Linked DNA regions of Homo sapiens: all the other regions are linked to region 1. Evidence: chromatin loops called from intact Hi-C (ENCODE). Cell type or tissue: heart right ventricle. All regions are shown on one strand.

Region 1 (5,000 bases):
ATAAACTAGTTGTCTCTATAAAGCTTTCACCAGCATTTGATCAGCAAAAGTTTATAAGGACAGATAAAAACTTTGTAAATAGATATGCTTTTGTTTACTGTAGGCAAACTGGAAGTGGAGTCATAAAACAACTGATGGGATGTCAGATGAGTGTGAAGCACATCTATACATACAAGAGAAATGCCACAAATTTGGGTATGACTATGACAGAATCTAAAAGACTGGATTTGTTCAAATAAATTTGGCTAAGTTTAAAAAATTGCAATGCCTAGAAGGAAGTTTTAAATCATAACATGCAATTGCAGACCCAGTAGTAGTAACCTGAAGACTATTGAGTAACATAAAAGTAAGTTATTTCCACATCTGGCATTTCATTTGAATCTTGAAAAGCTCTAAGGAGAAAGTAGGGCTGACCAGTATTTTCACTCTCTCTACACCTCAGTTTCCCAAGCTGCAAATGAAGAATTTATATCATTCTGCAACTTACAGGGTAGCTATAGGTGAGTCCTCGTCTAATGCTCATTTCACCATGCTTTCTTGACCTGTCAATTTGTTTGTATTGAATATCTCCTAACAAGATTTTTTTTCTCAGCCCTGACGTGATTCTTGTAGTCTCCTATCAGAATATTCAATGTGAGAGCTTTAAAAACAAACAAATAAAAAAAAACAGAAACTTTCAGTGTAGAGGTTGACCTATAAAGCCTGTAGAGATTTAACTTGCCTTCTACAAATGGCCAGAAGAAGAACCAAGCTCTCCTACACACCACCCAGTCAATAATTATTTCCACTATTCTTTACTTGAAAAAAAGAAAGTGATAAGAACTTCTAGTAACAGCTGTGTCAATTTTGGACTCTTAACAAGGCAGTGGGATAACTGAGCCCATACAGATAATTCCTTTTATGTGCTTGGAACAGAACAAGTAGCACACACATTCAAATCCAGCTACAGATCTTGTCACTTATTGGAAAGCGTTACTGTTTTGACAGTCCATTACTAAATCTAATCAAGAGTTCAACATTCTTTCTTCAACATTCCCTGCAAACAAATTATTAAGTAGGAAGTACATGTTTTTGATACCATATTATTAACTATATCCCAAAGCTACCTCTAAGCTACAGTTTTCAAATTATTGATACCTTCCACACTGGGCAAGCTTCCACATATGGGTTGAAAGAAAAAGTAATGAGAGCCAACATATCTGTTATACGATAGGCACTGTACTAAGCACTTTAATAATTTGTACATACGTTATAAGGGCAGAGCCAGGATTTGAACAGAGGCTTGTTTGCTTCCAAAGCTTGGGCATTTATCTCTACAGCATATAGCCTCCTTACAGCTTTCTTGTCACCACATCTTCTTCTGAACTTATTGCATTTCCTCAAAGTTATGTTCCACTGCTCCTGAGCCCTAATCTCTAATCATCCTAAAAAAAAGTGTGAATAACATAATTTAAAAAAAATTAGGTGGGTGTGGTAACATGTGCCTGTGGTCCCAGCAACTTGGAAGGTTGAGGCTGGAGGATTGCTTGAGCCCAGGAGGTTGAGGCTGCAATGAGCCATGTTTGTATCACAGCACTCCAGCCTGGGTGACAGAGTGAGACCCTTTCTAAAAGAAAATAAAATAATTTAGAATACTGTAATATGCCAATATTAACAACAAACCACATGTACACAGCAGGAGCTACTAGAAAAAGACTTAAAATTGGAAGAAAGGAGATACGTTGTTTGTATTCAGTGAGTTTTTTTGTTTTTGTTTTTGTTTTTGTTTTTGTTTTGAGACGGAGTTTCACTTTGTGGCCCAGGCTGGAGTGCAATGGCGCAATCTCAGCTCACCGCAACCTCCACCTCCCGGGTTCAAGTGATTCTCCTGCCTCAGCCTTCCAAGTAGCTGGGATTATAGGCATGCACCACCACGCCCGGCTAATTTTGTATTTTTGGTAGAGACTGGGTTTCTCCATGTTAGTCAGGCTGGTCTCAAACTCCTGACCTCAGGTGATCCGCCTGCCTCAGCCTCCCAAAGTGCTGGGATTACAGGCATGAGCCACCATGCCCGGCCATATTCCCTCCTGACTCGGAGGTTCAGTTTTATCAGCAACACACTCTTCCAACACTGAAAACTGCCTGAACTTGTTTAATTATGTAAAATATAGGGCCTGTTGGACAAGAATTCCGAAAAGTGCTTTCACCCCCTCACGAGACATTGAAGCACTACTCCGGATGTCCCCATCTCAACTGGGGTTGTCCCTGCCCTCTTGGAAACAGCAAATCAAGTAGCCTACTTAAAGTGAAGCAGAGGTTGCTCTATGTTTTCAAACATTGCAAGATGCGTGGAGTTTTTGTTTGTTTTGTCTTTTTTCTTTCCCTACTTGAAGTAAGTCTCAATTGAAATACGCTGCAAAGTAAAACTCATATTGATTCTTTTCAATCTAACCAACTTTTGAGGATGTTTTTACCTGAATTTGGACTTTTGCTTTTTAAACTCATACTTTTACTACCCTGTGAACTCCCCTTTATTGAAAAGACATTGAATGACCAGGTTCAGTGGCTTGTACTAATTGTAAACTTTTCCTCCCCCATGGAAAACTTTAAAATAGAGCATACTTTTAATATAGCCTCCTTTCATTCCCTCCTATACTAGTCGAAATCCATTGCTGCTGTGGATGAGATGAGGCACAGAAATGATTCTTTCCTTGCCTCTCATCACCTTTGATTATGAAAACCTATTATTAATTGTTTTACAACATTCCAACCTTTCTAAAAGGCCACAGAAATTTTAAAATGCTAACTCCTAATGTACTTCTTTGAATGGCTATAAATTCCATTTTAACTATTCAAAAATTTTCTTCCTTTCAGTAGTAGCCATGTTTCCTTTGAGGTTGTGGTAGGAGAAGCAACCAGCAATAAAACATTTTCAGTGTCAAAAATCTCAGAAACGTCAGGTTCAGACTTAACCAAAATTCTGTTCTGCGAGTCTCGGAGATGGCTTTACACAGTGCTTGTTAGGGAGGTAGTATCAGAAACTCTCAAGTGGAGCAACACTGCCACCTGGAGGCTTGAAGGCTCAAGTTCGCATAAACCCGGCCGTAGGTCTTTTCCAGAGACCACACACAGGACTTGATACTAACAGATTTAACGCCATCATTTCTTCTACCCTTAGGAACGTAGTATGTGATGTGAATAAAATATAGACCTCATGCTTTTTACCAACAATTCCATTGTCAGGAAATAATAATTAAACAGAAAGCCAGACTGGTAGAACAGAAAAGGCAACATGGAGGTCCAGACCAGACTCTGCCACCAACAGGGTGGGGGACATCCTAAGTTCCTCAAAACCTCTGGGTCTCAGTAACAAATACCTCATCTGAGAAAAGGCCTGTAGAGTTGAGGGAACTGCTGAGTTTCCAGGCATAGCTGAAGACCTCAAAGCTTATGGAAGGAAGAAACCAAGATGCTTTATTTTACTTTCTGTAAAGATTTTTTTTTAAATCAAGTATGCTTTGCCTTGATACTATCATTTATCCCAGCGTAGTTTCTAAAAGTATTTCAAGAGGCGATATTACACACTGCTGTTCATTCTAGTTCATTCTTGATTTAGCTGTCTTCCATATAGGAAGATATTAATTTCATCTTGGTTAGAGGCATGTCACTATTTTATTCTCTGAGATTTACAGGCCCATAATCCCATATCCAAAATATTTACGGGCAGATGAGTTTCAGAATTCAGAATTTCTTGGCTTTTAGAAAAGTAATCAATAATATATTGCAAAATATGTAATATCCCCATCAGAACTGGAACAGTAATCCTGGACCAGAACATAGGAATATTCACTCTAAGTGGAATAAATTGAACTAAATGGCTTCACAGTCTGTTCAGTTCAGTTTTGCTGCCAAAATAAGTTTAGGTCAGATTTTGCAATGAGTGTAAGTTCTCAAAACAAAACAAGTGAATAACAACAAAACAATAACAAAGGAAATGAACAAAAATCTTTTGAGAGAGGATCAGAGACCTATAGCTAATTAAGATCTAAATTCCAGTTAAGGAAGAAAAAGAAATGCAGTTCTACCTTACTGATCCAGTATCATCCAGGAGTAAGTTTAATATAAGCTTGATTTTGCAGATTAATGAAATGTATTTCTTCGAATATTTTAAAGATTCAAAGAATCTTTAAAGGAAGAAAAAAATAATTCTTCCTTCTTTTACCCAAATTTTACCCAAATTGTTGAAAATCTTTCTATAATATCCTGACCCAAATATTGTTACATCTAGTAAGTGCCAAAGGAACACATGCAAATGGTCAATGAATCGCCTTTTCCGTTGTGAACTGACTCAGCCTCAACTAAACTGTCCCTGTTCCAGGTGATTCATACACCATGAGTCATTCATTGTTACGCTGTATATAGTAAGGCAGCAACATCCTCAAGTCTTGTTAGAGATATTTGCCCCTAGTTAAATGGCTCCAGCTATGCTTTTGTTAGTTCTTTCTCCTTTTTGTGGTTTTTATGTATCTTCCTTGACTGTGAGACTCAACCTCTTCTCCCTAACCTAAAATAATTACTAAAGGCAAGAAATAATTACTAAATAATTACTTAAGATATATGGCAATTATTTTTATTTCTATACTACTATTTCTATTTCTATTTCTATGTGAATTACCACTACTACTATTTCTATATTAATTACAGATGAGATTTTTATATAAATGATCCCAGTGGAATTAGAAGTAATATCTAGGCAAAAAAAAATCATAATACTTTAAGAGTAAATTTGAGGCTGAACATGGTGGCTCACTCCTGTAATTTTAGCACTTTGGGAGACTGCAGCGGGCAGATCACTTGAGCTCAAGAGTTAGAGACCAGCCTGGGCAACATAGAAAGACCTCATCTCTACAAAAATAATAACAGTTAGCCAGGCATGATGGCACACACCTGTAGTCCCAGCTACTCAGGAGGCTACAGCAGGAGGATTGCTGGAGCCTAGGGGGTCAAGGCTGCAGTGAGCA
Region 2 (5,000 bases), 280 kb before region 1:
TGTGGCCGAAATGACACTCTGCCCTCTGGGCGTTAACTCTAAGAGAACTGGCAGTCTCCACCTTGGTCTCTGGGAGCTTTGAGCCGCCACAGCTCTGACTGCCTTGCTCAAGAGATCATACGGAGAGGCCCTGAGACTATATGGAGAAGGGGCCAGCTGAGCCCCCTTTCCCACCATCCCCATCAAGGCAGCAGGCACAGAACCCTCCAGAGCAGCCTGGGCACCGGCTGAATACTTCTCCAGTAATGCCAGTGAAACCGTGTGGAGCAGAAGAATCCCCAGCTAAGCCCTGCCTGAATTCCTAATCCACAAAAGTATGTCATATAAATAAATAATTTATTAAAATGGTTATTATTTTAAATCACTGGGTTTGGGGTAACTTGCATGCAGTAATAGATAACCAGTACACAGCCTCTGAGTAGAGTACATAATTTTTAGAATAAAATCTCCAATTGTGGAAAGTGTGATAAATTCCAAATTTTTGTGGTCAGTTAAAAAGAAGATTACATTCTAGGTGTGTATGTTCCACAACATGTATACAGAGAAGAGAAAAGCTAAGGAGAAAAGACATGAATCTCTTGCCTGCTGGCAAAGCTTCCCCAAACAGATATTCTTCCAAAGGCTGCATAGAAGCTGGATCATTGTAAATCTCTCCAACAAATATCTACTGAGTAACTGCTACAAGTACATCACTGTGTTAACCACTAAGGTTTTAATAATGATAAAAATATAATTTCTGCCCTGGGAAATTTTTCTCTCTTGTGTACCATTAGCAAATTAATATGTAAATTTTAAAATTGGTTTAAATCAGAGGTTGACAAACTTTTTCTGTAAAGAGCCAGAGAGTGAATGTTTCAGCTTTGTAGGCCAACTCTGCCAGTGTAGTGCAAAAACAACATTTTAGACAATACATAAACAAATGAAAGCAATGGAATCCCAATAAAACTTTATTTGTGGATGCCAAAATTGGAATTTCACATGATTTTCATGTGTCTTGAAATATTATTCTTCTTTTAATTGTTTTCAACAATTTGAAAATATAAAATTGGTCTTTAATACACAGGCTGTACAAGAGGCAGTGGGCTGAATTTGATCCTCAGGTATAGTTTGCCAACCTCTTTTTAAAATTCTTATCAGATGGGCCTAAAGCAGGTAGAACTTGCAAAAAGTTAAAGAGCATTATCAGACGAATTTAATGTTCTGGATTGTCATGGATACAAATAACCTGCCTTCTATTTCCAGTATTCTCCATGCATAAGGAAGGGCATGAACTTATAGCCTGCAAGAGCAGCTTAGAGTTTTACCAGGGAGGAGCTCTGGGAAGCATCAAGACCCCAGAGGAGGGGAGGACTCAGCCCAAGGAAGGAGAGAAGGAACCATAGAGATGAGTGGGAGGGCACGTCTGCAAAGGCAGCCGGATGTTGTGCAAACATTCAGCAAGAAGCACTCAAAGAGCGAAAGTGGGACTTCATGGAGAAAGAACAGTGTGACAATATTTTTTAAAAATTTTCCCCCTTTGTAAATTCCTAGTGCCTTCGAGTAAAGCTGTTCATGGAGCATATTTAAGACATCTAGAGCCAAGTAAATTGGAAGCACAGAAATGAATACAGAAGAAAATTTAGGACATCCTTTTTATTGAAAGGAGTTCATCAGGTTGCCACCTACCCTTCCTTTAAATTTTGCTATTCCACTTTATGCTGAAATAAGCTCATTTTGGCAAAAGACTTGCTAAAGACTTGATGCTTTGTATATTAATGTTTTGTATTTGCTTTGTTTTTATATAAAGAGCCTTCAAAAACTATTGTAAAAATTAAAAATATATGCAATAGATCTCCACAGTAACAGTGCACAAACATGCACCCTGCCCCACACCATCCGCCAAGTACGATTATATGATTGCTTAAATGAGCTAACTCAGAAGAAAAAGGAAGTCTGAGACACACACATTTCTACGCTTTGTATTCAGAGATGATGTGTCTCCTGGTGTATATTCCCCCTGCATCCTTCTCATGCTTTCAACGTCATGAAGGTATAAAAGTGTACTCCCTATCACCAGGGTAGCAGCCGTGACCTACATTTTCTTCATGTTCTGATGCTGTTTGTGGCTTCCTCTTCCCTTCAGGCAGCGCATGATGTCTTTGTTCAAAGCACTCTTTCCAATAGCTGATGACTTAGTGTCAGGCAAGTCCACAGCTGTTTCAATCATTCTGTCCACACAGACACCAAACAACAGGAATTAGGTATGCATGGAAACCAACCTAAGATAAGAGTAGTCTGCTCTGGGGAAAAAATAGAAAGTCATTTCACGATATACAGGCAACATTTTGTGTGATTTATTTGACATCAACTGGATGACTAATCGCTGTGGATTTCTTTTCACTCAGATCACATGATTCTTCTCTAGGGTCTCAATCAACTATTTCCATTTTGCTTAACGTAAAAAAATCAGAAGCCTCCAACAGTCAACAGTACCATTTTTAAAGTAAATTTTGTACACCTCCCCCACTCCCCAATCATGCCCTTTTTAATTACTGCTTTCGCTCTCATTAAAAGAATATAAGTTTAAAATTTCGAATGTGGATGTCAAGTTTTGCTGTTATCTTTAGTGTTGTTTTCTATATGAATGAGCCTAGCTTTCACACTATGGACACAGCCTGTTTAGACAAGAGCAGTGCTTATGTAATCATAGCTTCCCAAACCACAGCAACAGCACAAATTTGGCAGCTAGAAGGAAGGAAGTGAGGGTGGGGAAGGGAAAAGGAAAGAAAGGGAGTTTCTGTTTCAATCAAAGATATATTTGGCTCATATTTCCACCTCTTTTAACTGAGATTCCAACTCTACAGGAGGTCCTCTCCACTCATCCCTCCATGCCTGACCTGAGGAGCAGCTTGGCTTTTCCCTCGCTAAGGGAAAAACCTTTAGTACCTTCCTTCTCTACAAACATTAGAAACAGCTTAATCAAGTTGTCCTCAGGCAACAAGGATACTTCAGGCTTTCCAGGTATGACACAGCCTCTTCCCCTCCTATCTGCTAGCCAGCTAACAGCTCTTCCACTACTAGTGCTCTGCCAGTGTGCGTGACTGCCAAAGGCATCTCACTGGCCAAGTGGAAGGAAGCTTTCCTTCCAAGTCAAACATCCAGTCTTCAATGAATAAGCCCTATGTGCTGAAACATGCCTCTTTTCCCCAGTCACCTTACTCTTTAGGAAACTGTGGTAGGCAAGTAAAGACTCCCCAAAATACTTATATTCATATCCTACTCCCTGGAACCTATGAATATGTTGGGTTACATGGAAAAAGGGAACCAAGATGGAATTGAGGTTTCTAATAAGCTGACTTTAGAATAGAGAGATCATCCTCCATTATCTGAGTGGGCACAACATAATCACAAGGGTTCTTAAAAGTGGAAGAGAAAGACAGAAGAGAAGATCAAAGTGATACCATGTGAACAGAACTCAACCAGCCATTGCTGGCTTTGAAGATGGAGAAAGGGGACCATGAGGAAAGGAATGTGGGCAGCCTCTAAAAGTTGGAAAAAGCAAAGAAGAGGATTCTCCCCTAGAGCTTCCAGAAATGTACACAGCCCTGCTGATGCTTTGAGTTTAGCCCAGTAAGACCTGTATCAGACTTCCTACCTGCAGAACTGTAAGACTATAAATTTGTGTTGCTTTAGCTACTAAGTTTGTGGTAATTGTTATAGTAGCAATTAAAAACTAATACAAAAACCATTGGTTCAAGGCAAGTCCATACTGCTTGGGAAGCCACCTTCCATTTATCAAAGACTCTCCATTGAGGCCCAGGTGCACAGCTCATTCCATCTGGGCATGTGGTTCCAAGTCTCTCCATTGTACCCTGGAGATTGACACCAGACCACATCTGCACTGCCATTGCTTACATTTTTCTTTCATGTTGGTCTTCCCTAGAAATTTAAAGAATTACAGATCAAGAAAAGCTGGATGCAGTGTTGCACACCTGCAGTCCCAGCTACTTGGGACTTGGGAGGCTGAGGTGGGAGGATTGTTTGAGCCCGAGAATTTGAGTCCAGCCTAGGCAACATAGCAAGACCTGATCTCTAAAACATAATTAAAACAAAAACAAAAACAAACAAACAAAAAAAACAAGCTCTAAGTGGCATGAAGTTCATGGCTTTGCCTCCATAAGAACTTGTCTTAATATGAAAATCTCTTTGTTTAGCAAAAGCATAAATGAGTTTTCCAGAAAACCAGCCCTTTACTAGTGATATAGTGCAGGGTGAAGGTCTAGACCCCAGGGCCTTCTGCTCTGAGAAGATCAGACTGCTCAGGTCCAGACAATCCTGGCTATTTCTCACAAGCTATAGGAGGAGACAAGTTATTTAACACCTTACTTCTCTATTTTCCCATGTGTAAAATGGGAAAGGTAATAATATCTACTACATAGGGTAGTTGTAAGATGAAATAAGTTAATTCATATAAGAAGCTTAGAGCAGTACCTGGCACAGAGCAAGTCTCTTTGATCACCGTCATACTTTGTCATGTCTTTGGTTCTCCCATCATCATGATTTTGCATATCCTGATAGCATCTGTTCTTGCCAAAGGTCTGACTTTCCAACACACACTTTCCAAAAGGAAATAAAATGATGTACTTGTTTCCAGTGGCCATCCAAATGTAAAATCCATGTTTGGAAAACTTTGCAATGCTTCTTTTATACTTCTAAGTGCCCCTTGATTAAGGTTAAAGTAAGTTCCTCCAGTGGTTTTAAAGCATAGGTCACTCAAAATTAACTCCCATAAGCTATTTTACAAACTTCCTTTTGAGAAGTAATTCCTCAAAATGTAAAAGGCAGAATATTAGCTTCAAAAGTACGTGGAGTATTCATTAAAATGTAAACTATTGGGCTTTACTGAAGATTTAACGGAGGCCCACAAGTCTGAATATTAACAAACATATTACATATAGCATGTGATTGTTATGCATACAAAGGTTAAGAATCATTGCCTTAACATATCTTTAGTTTAAAGC
Region 3 (5,000 bases), 740 kb before region 1:
ATACTAGTTAGTTAACATTATTTAATGGAATGATGGTTTTATTGTAGTTTGTGGATAATTTCCCCTAAAATATATCCAGGTTTTTCATGACTGGAATTGTGTCTGAGTAGAAAACTGCATTCATTAATTTCAAGTGAACTTCCCTCTTTAAAATTCTAAACTATGTCATTTCCCTTGCTTGTCATACCCACCCCAATCCTCTCAAACTCAGCTTCTCCTTTCTTTTAAAACTCTATTTAAGGTTTTGTCAACTTATTTTTAAAAATAATTCAAAGAAAACCTTTCTGTTGGTTATCTAGATTCTGATAATTTATGTATTAGGTGCCAAATTTAGATAAGAATCTTCATAAACATAGGTCCACAGCCGGACACCGTGACTCACACCTGTAATCCCAGCACTCTGGGAGACCAAGGCACTTGGATCACGAGGTCAAGAGATAGAGACCATCCTGGCCAACATGGTGAAACCCTGTCTCTACTAAAAATACAAAAATTAACTGGACATGGTGGCGCGTGCCTGTAGTCCCAGCTACTCAGGAGGCTGAGGCAGGAGAATCACTTGAACCCAGAGGCGGAAGTTGCAGTGAGCCAAGATCGTGCCACTGCACTCCAGCCTGGCGACAGAATGAGACTCCGTCTCAAAAAACAAACAAACAAATAAACATAGATACATTTCCTTCATGAAACTTCCTTGAGAGAGATTGGCTGATTCCTGTCACTGCCAATTTCATAATATTTTCAGCTTTTCCTCCAAAACATTTTTATAAACAAGTAAAATTGGCTGGATGTACAGACTCATAGACTTTAAGGCCTATACTACATTTAACTAACCTAACCTCTTATTTTTACAGAGAAAGAAATGAGGCCCTAATATTTAGTAAAGGACATGTTACTAATGAGTTGCTAATATGTTTCTGCTGCTCATGTGTAGGTGTGTGTAAACACACACACACAGACACACACACTACATGGTATGTGAATCTCTCTCTCCTATTCCAGGTCTTAAAAGAATGACAATCACTCCTTCTCCTTGTTTATTCCTTTCTCTAAAAAGAAAAAAATATTCATCACTGTCTGATTTTGCTTTTGCACTACAGGCAAAGGTAAATGTTGACTGCCTGGCTGACTCCTCCCACCATGACTTGCCTTAAGTAGTGCTAAGACATCTCCCTGCCCATGGCCTTGTTTCTACTGGCATGAGTCTCTTTCATTCACGTCACTGGCAGCCATATCCAGGGACTTGTGGTCAGAATGGAGTCTAGTGTGCTGTTTTTCTGGATATTACTCTGTCTTTTTCCCCCTCCAGTGTGTGACTGGAAGTCTCTTTAACAGTTAAAATAGTGGCCATATATGCACACTGGAGAGAGAGTATTCAATAAGATCTGTAATTTGTAGACCACTGTGAGAGATTAGTCCCTGTTCCCTCATGTTCTAGCTTCAATATACGCTTTAGGATCAATGCTAACTTCTGCAGTTACTTTATAGTAATTGTGATTACAATAAAAGTGAACACTTACCTCAAAAGGGTAGGGCCAGAATGAATTCTTCTTCTTTGTGGTCTTTGATGAAAAGTGTCTAAGTCACATATAATTTGTACCTCATCTTTTTAATAAGTAAAGGAAAGGCATTCTTATTAACTCTCCCCGTAGGAAATCAGAAAGGCATTCAGAGAGAATGGATTTCAGGCACAGGCATCAAGTTTGCCAGTGCTTCCACCTGAGCCCCACAGTTTGAGCTACCTGGTGCTCACCTATGAACTCAACACTGGTCCAATGCCCTGGACTAATTCCAACTGAGGCAAGAGGTGTTGAGGTAGCTCTTCTTCATGCGAGGACAGGACTTACTTAACTCTAACTCAGTTTCTCAATCTGGTTTCCTGGTTGCTTGCTTCCTCTCCATGTAAGAAATGAGTCAACATAATGTATGTGGAGTCCTAAAATGGTTTCTTCCCCCAATGGAGGTATTTTTCAACTGTGCATTTGAATTAAACTATTATAAGTATTTAATATAAGTAGAATAACATAATTTAAACATTTTACATATCTCTATGAGAAGTGGTTATTTAAAGGAAACACATAATTATAGTTTTTGTTATTCAAATAAATAATTCCCATTTTAACTGTTTTGAAAGTTGTATTTCCACATAACCAGCTTTTCTGTTGTGCTGTTTCTATGTGTTAGCCATAGCCAACCAAAGTCATGTGTAAACTGAATTATGCATTACAAATAAAAGAGCTGTAATCCTCTGAATACCCTAATTTGATGTAGAAAAAAAGTTTAATGCCCATTCTACAATGAATGCATATTTGAGAGTACTAAGAATATTTATAGATTTTTTTACTTCATTGTCCATAGACACTTCTTGACTCTGGTTTTTAGTAACCAGCAGAGGGCGCAACATACACAAGTTAGGGTCTTTAAATCCTTAATGGCTGATCTCTTCTGTCATTTGTATCCACAGGCACCTGCACCCTCCTCCACCATCAAAGTACACCCAGCCCAAGTCAAGTGAAAAGAAAGAAATATGTGCTTACTTATTTGTTCCTATCACAGCTGAAGTTAACCTTTAGCTGGAGACTAAATTAACACCAATGCTCCAAGTTTAGATAATTGTTCTGAAATAAATAGAGCCTTAAGCTAGAACTTCTTACATAGTCAAGGGAGATAGGTGGATTCTTTTGTACTTCATTTTAACTATCAATGGTGTTTTAAGAACCAAATAACATTTTTCTTAAATCATTTTTTTTCCTATCATAAGTAAATTCTCAGCCGGGTGCTGTGGCTCATGCCTGTAATCCCAGTACTTTGGGAGGCTGAGGCGGGCACATCACCTGAGGTCAGGAGTTCAAGACTAGCCTGGCCAACATAGTGAAACCCTATCTCTACCAAAAATACAAAAATTAGCCATGTGTGGTGGTGGGCGCCTGTAATCCCAGCTACGGGAAGCTGAGGCAGGAGAATCACTTGAACCCAGGAGGTGGAGGTTGTAGTGAGCTGAGATCGCGCCACTGCACTCCAGCCTGGGCAACAGAGCCAGACTCCATCTCAAAAGAAAAAAAAAGGAAATAAAATTGATGCCTCTGTTTCCACTTTACCATTTAAAACTCCTACCTCTAAAATAAATAAATAAATAAATAAATAAATAAATATTCACATATATAAAGTAAAATTTAATCCAAGATTCTATTGCTTCTAGGAAAATTTAGAAGACTTTTTATAGATTCCTTATGCTCTCTTCTTTCAATAGTAGTCTTATTTTGTAACTTTCTTATATTTTTGCGTGTTTATTTGAGTCAACAAACCACTAAGGCAAATTCACAGGTATATTTCATGTGAGAAAGATTTATTATCATAGACCTAATGCCTTACAGAAAAATTTCTGGCTGAAAAATTGTATAATATTGGAGAAAAACACGAAAGGAATAACATATATAGACCTGATACAGGTTACCAAGTAAAATCTTCCTAAAAATGTAGGTGACTCGTTCCCTATCTCATTTTACAGATATCTCATTTTACAGATAAGGAATCTGAGGCAAAAAAAAAAGAAAATAATTAAGTAAGTTTACTAACGTCACGTATCAGGCAATGTGGTCCAATTTTCATGCTCTTGACTTAGCCTTTACAGTATTCTGTCTCTGAAATACATATTCTATGCTCACCTAGTACACATACACACACACACACATACACACAGAGACACTCCATACATATGCATATAAATGGAACAAGGTTTTATAAAAGAATATTTATTTTTATGTCTGATAAAGTAAAAGCATAAATATCAAATATTTTATTACTACATATAGATATGGAAAAAGATCATAAAATGAACAACACAAATGCAGACAAACAGAAAATACTAGGTAAGGCCCACAAAACTAGTTTTACCACTCACTAATTGGTAGCAATATACAGTTTGAAAAGTATCATTGAATTTGACCTTATTGGCTCTCAACTTTACTTTTTTTCTGCTGTCACTGTCATTGTTGTTTTCACATAAATTATTATTGATTCTTAAATAAACTATCAACTGTGAGCCTACCTCTTCATTTTTCCATACCTCCCAAAATGCACACTTTCATTATGTGATTCCCTGCTGTAGAATCCTTCACTCTTTGGGCCAAGATGGCCAACTAGAAACAGCTCTGGTCAAAGGCGCCCATCAAGAAGAATAAAAACAGCAAGTGAATCCTGCACCAGTAACTAAGATATCCAGGTTCCGTCAATGAGACTGATAGGCAGTTGGCGCAACCACAGAGAGCAAGGAAAGCTAGGCAGTGTGATGGCCCACCCAGGAGCCACACAGGGCAAGAGAAGCTCCCACCCCCAGCCAAGGGAGGCACCTACACTAGTGACACCTCCAGGTACAGGAGGGACCCAGGAGAATAGGATCTGGAGTGGACCCCCAGCAAACTGCAGCAGCCCTATGAAAGAAAGGCCTGACTGTTAAAAGAAAAACAAACAGAAAGCAACAAAAACAACATCAACACAAAAGACCCCACAAAAACCCCGTCCAAAGATCAGCAGCCTCAAAGATCGAAGCTAGACAAACTCATGAAGATGAGAAAGAATCAATGAAAGAAATGCTGAAAATGCAAAAAAATGCCAGAGTTCCTCTTCTCCTCTAAATGATCGCAATACCTCTCCAGCAAGGATACAGGACTGGGCAAAGGCTGAAATGGATAAACTGACAGATGTAGGCTTCAGAAGATGGATAGTAATAAACTTTGCTGAGCTAAAGGAACATGTACTAACCCAATGCAAAGAAGTAAAGAAACATGATAAAACATTACAGAAGTGTTAACCAGAATAACCAGTTTAGAGAGGAATATAAATGATCTGATGGAACTGAAAAACACAACATGAGAACTTCACAATGCAACCACAAATATCAATAACCGAATAGACCAAGTGGAGGAAAGAATTTCAGAGCTTGAAGGCTATCTTGCTGAAATAAGACAGGCATACAAGATTAGAGAAAAAAAGAATAAAAAGGA

What was found. A loop is a pair of places that touch in the nucleus more often than their neighbours do. Peaks named below come from ENCODE experiments on the same cell type or tissue, not always from the same donor. Only the 100,000 strongest peaks of a DNase experiment are listed, where the experiment ranks them.
Region 2: it touches region 1 in a loop (5-fold over the local background); 24 of 110 quality-filtered maps call a loop at or near these places.
Region 3: it touches region 1 in a loop (14-fold over the local background); 92 of 110 quality-filtered maps call a loop at or near these places.

The regions. Positions count from the first base shown.
Region 1 is chr5:40,685,289-40,690,288 of GRCh38, forward strand. The region is part of intron 2 of PTGER4 (prostaglandin E receptor 4); the gene reads left to right. Among named protein-coding and RNA genes, the nearest start is that of PTGER4, 7.9 kb to the left of the region's middle. In heart right ventricle, a CTCF peak has its summit at 3,042 (motif pointing left); a DNase peak (open chromatin) is centred at 3,043; H3K4me3 peaks cover 3,791 bases; H3K27ac peaks cover 4,913 bases; H3K27me3 peaks cover 514 bases.
Region 2 is chr5:40,408,397-40,413,396 of GRCh38, forward strand. No RefSeq gene overlaps it. Among named protein-coding and RNA genes, the nearest start is that of LINC00604, 170 kb to the left of the region's middle. In heart right ventricle, no CTCF peak of the experiment used is centred here; a DNase peak (open chromatin) is centred at 2,104; H3K4me3 peaks cover 742 bases; H3K27ac peaks cover 3,014 bases.
Region 3 is chr5:39,946,680-39,951,679 of GRCh38, forward strand. No RefSeq gene overlaps it. Among named protein-coding and RNA genes, the nearest start is that of LINC00603, 100 kb to the right of the region's middle. In heart right ventricle, a CTCF peak has its summit at 2,383 (motif pointing right); no DNase peak of the experiment used is centred here.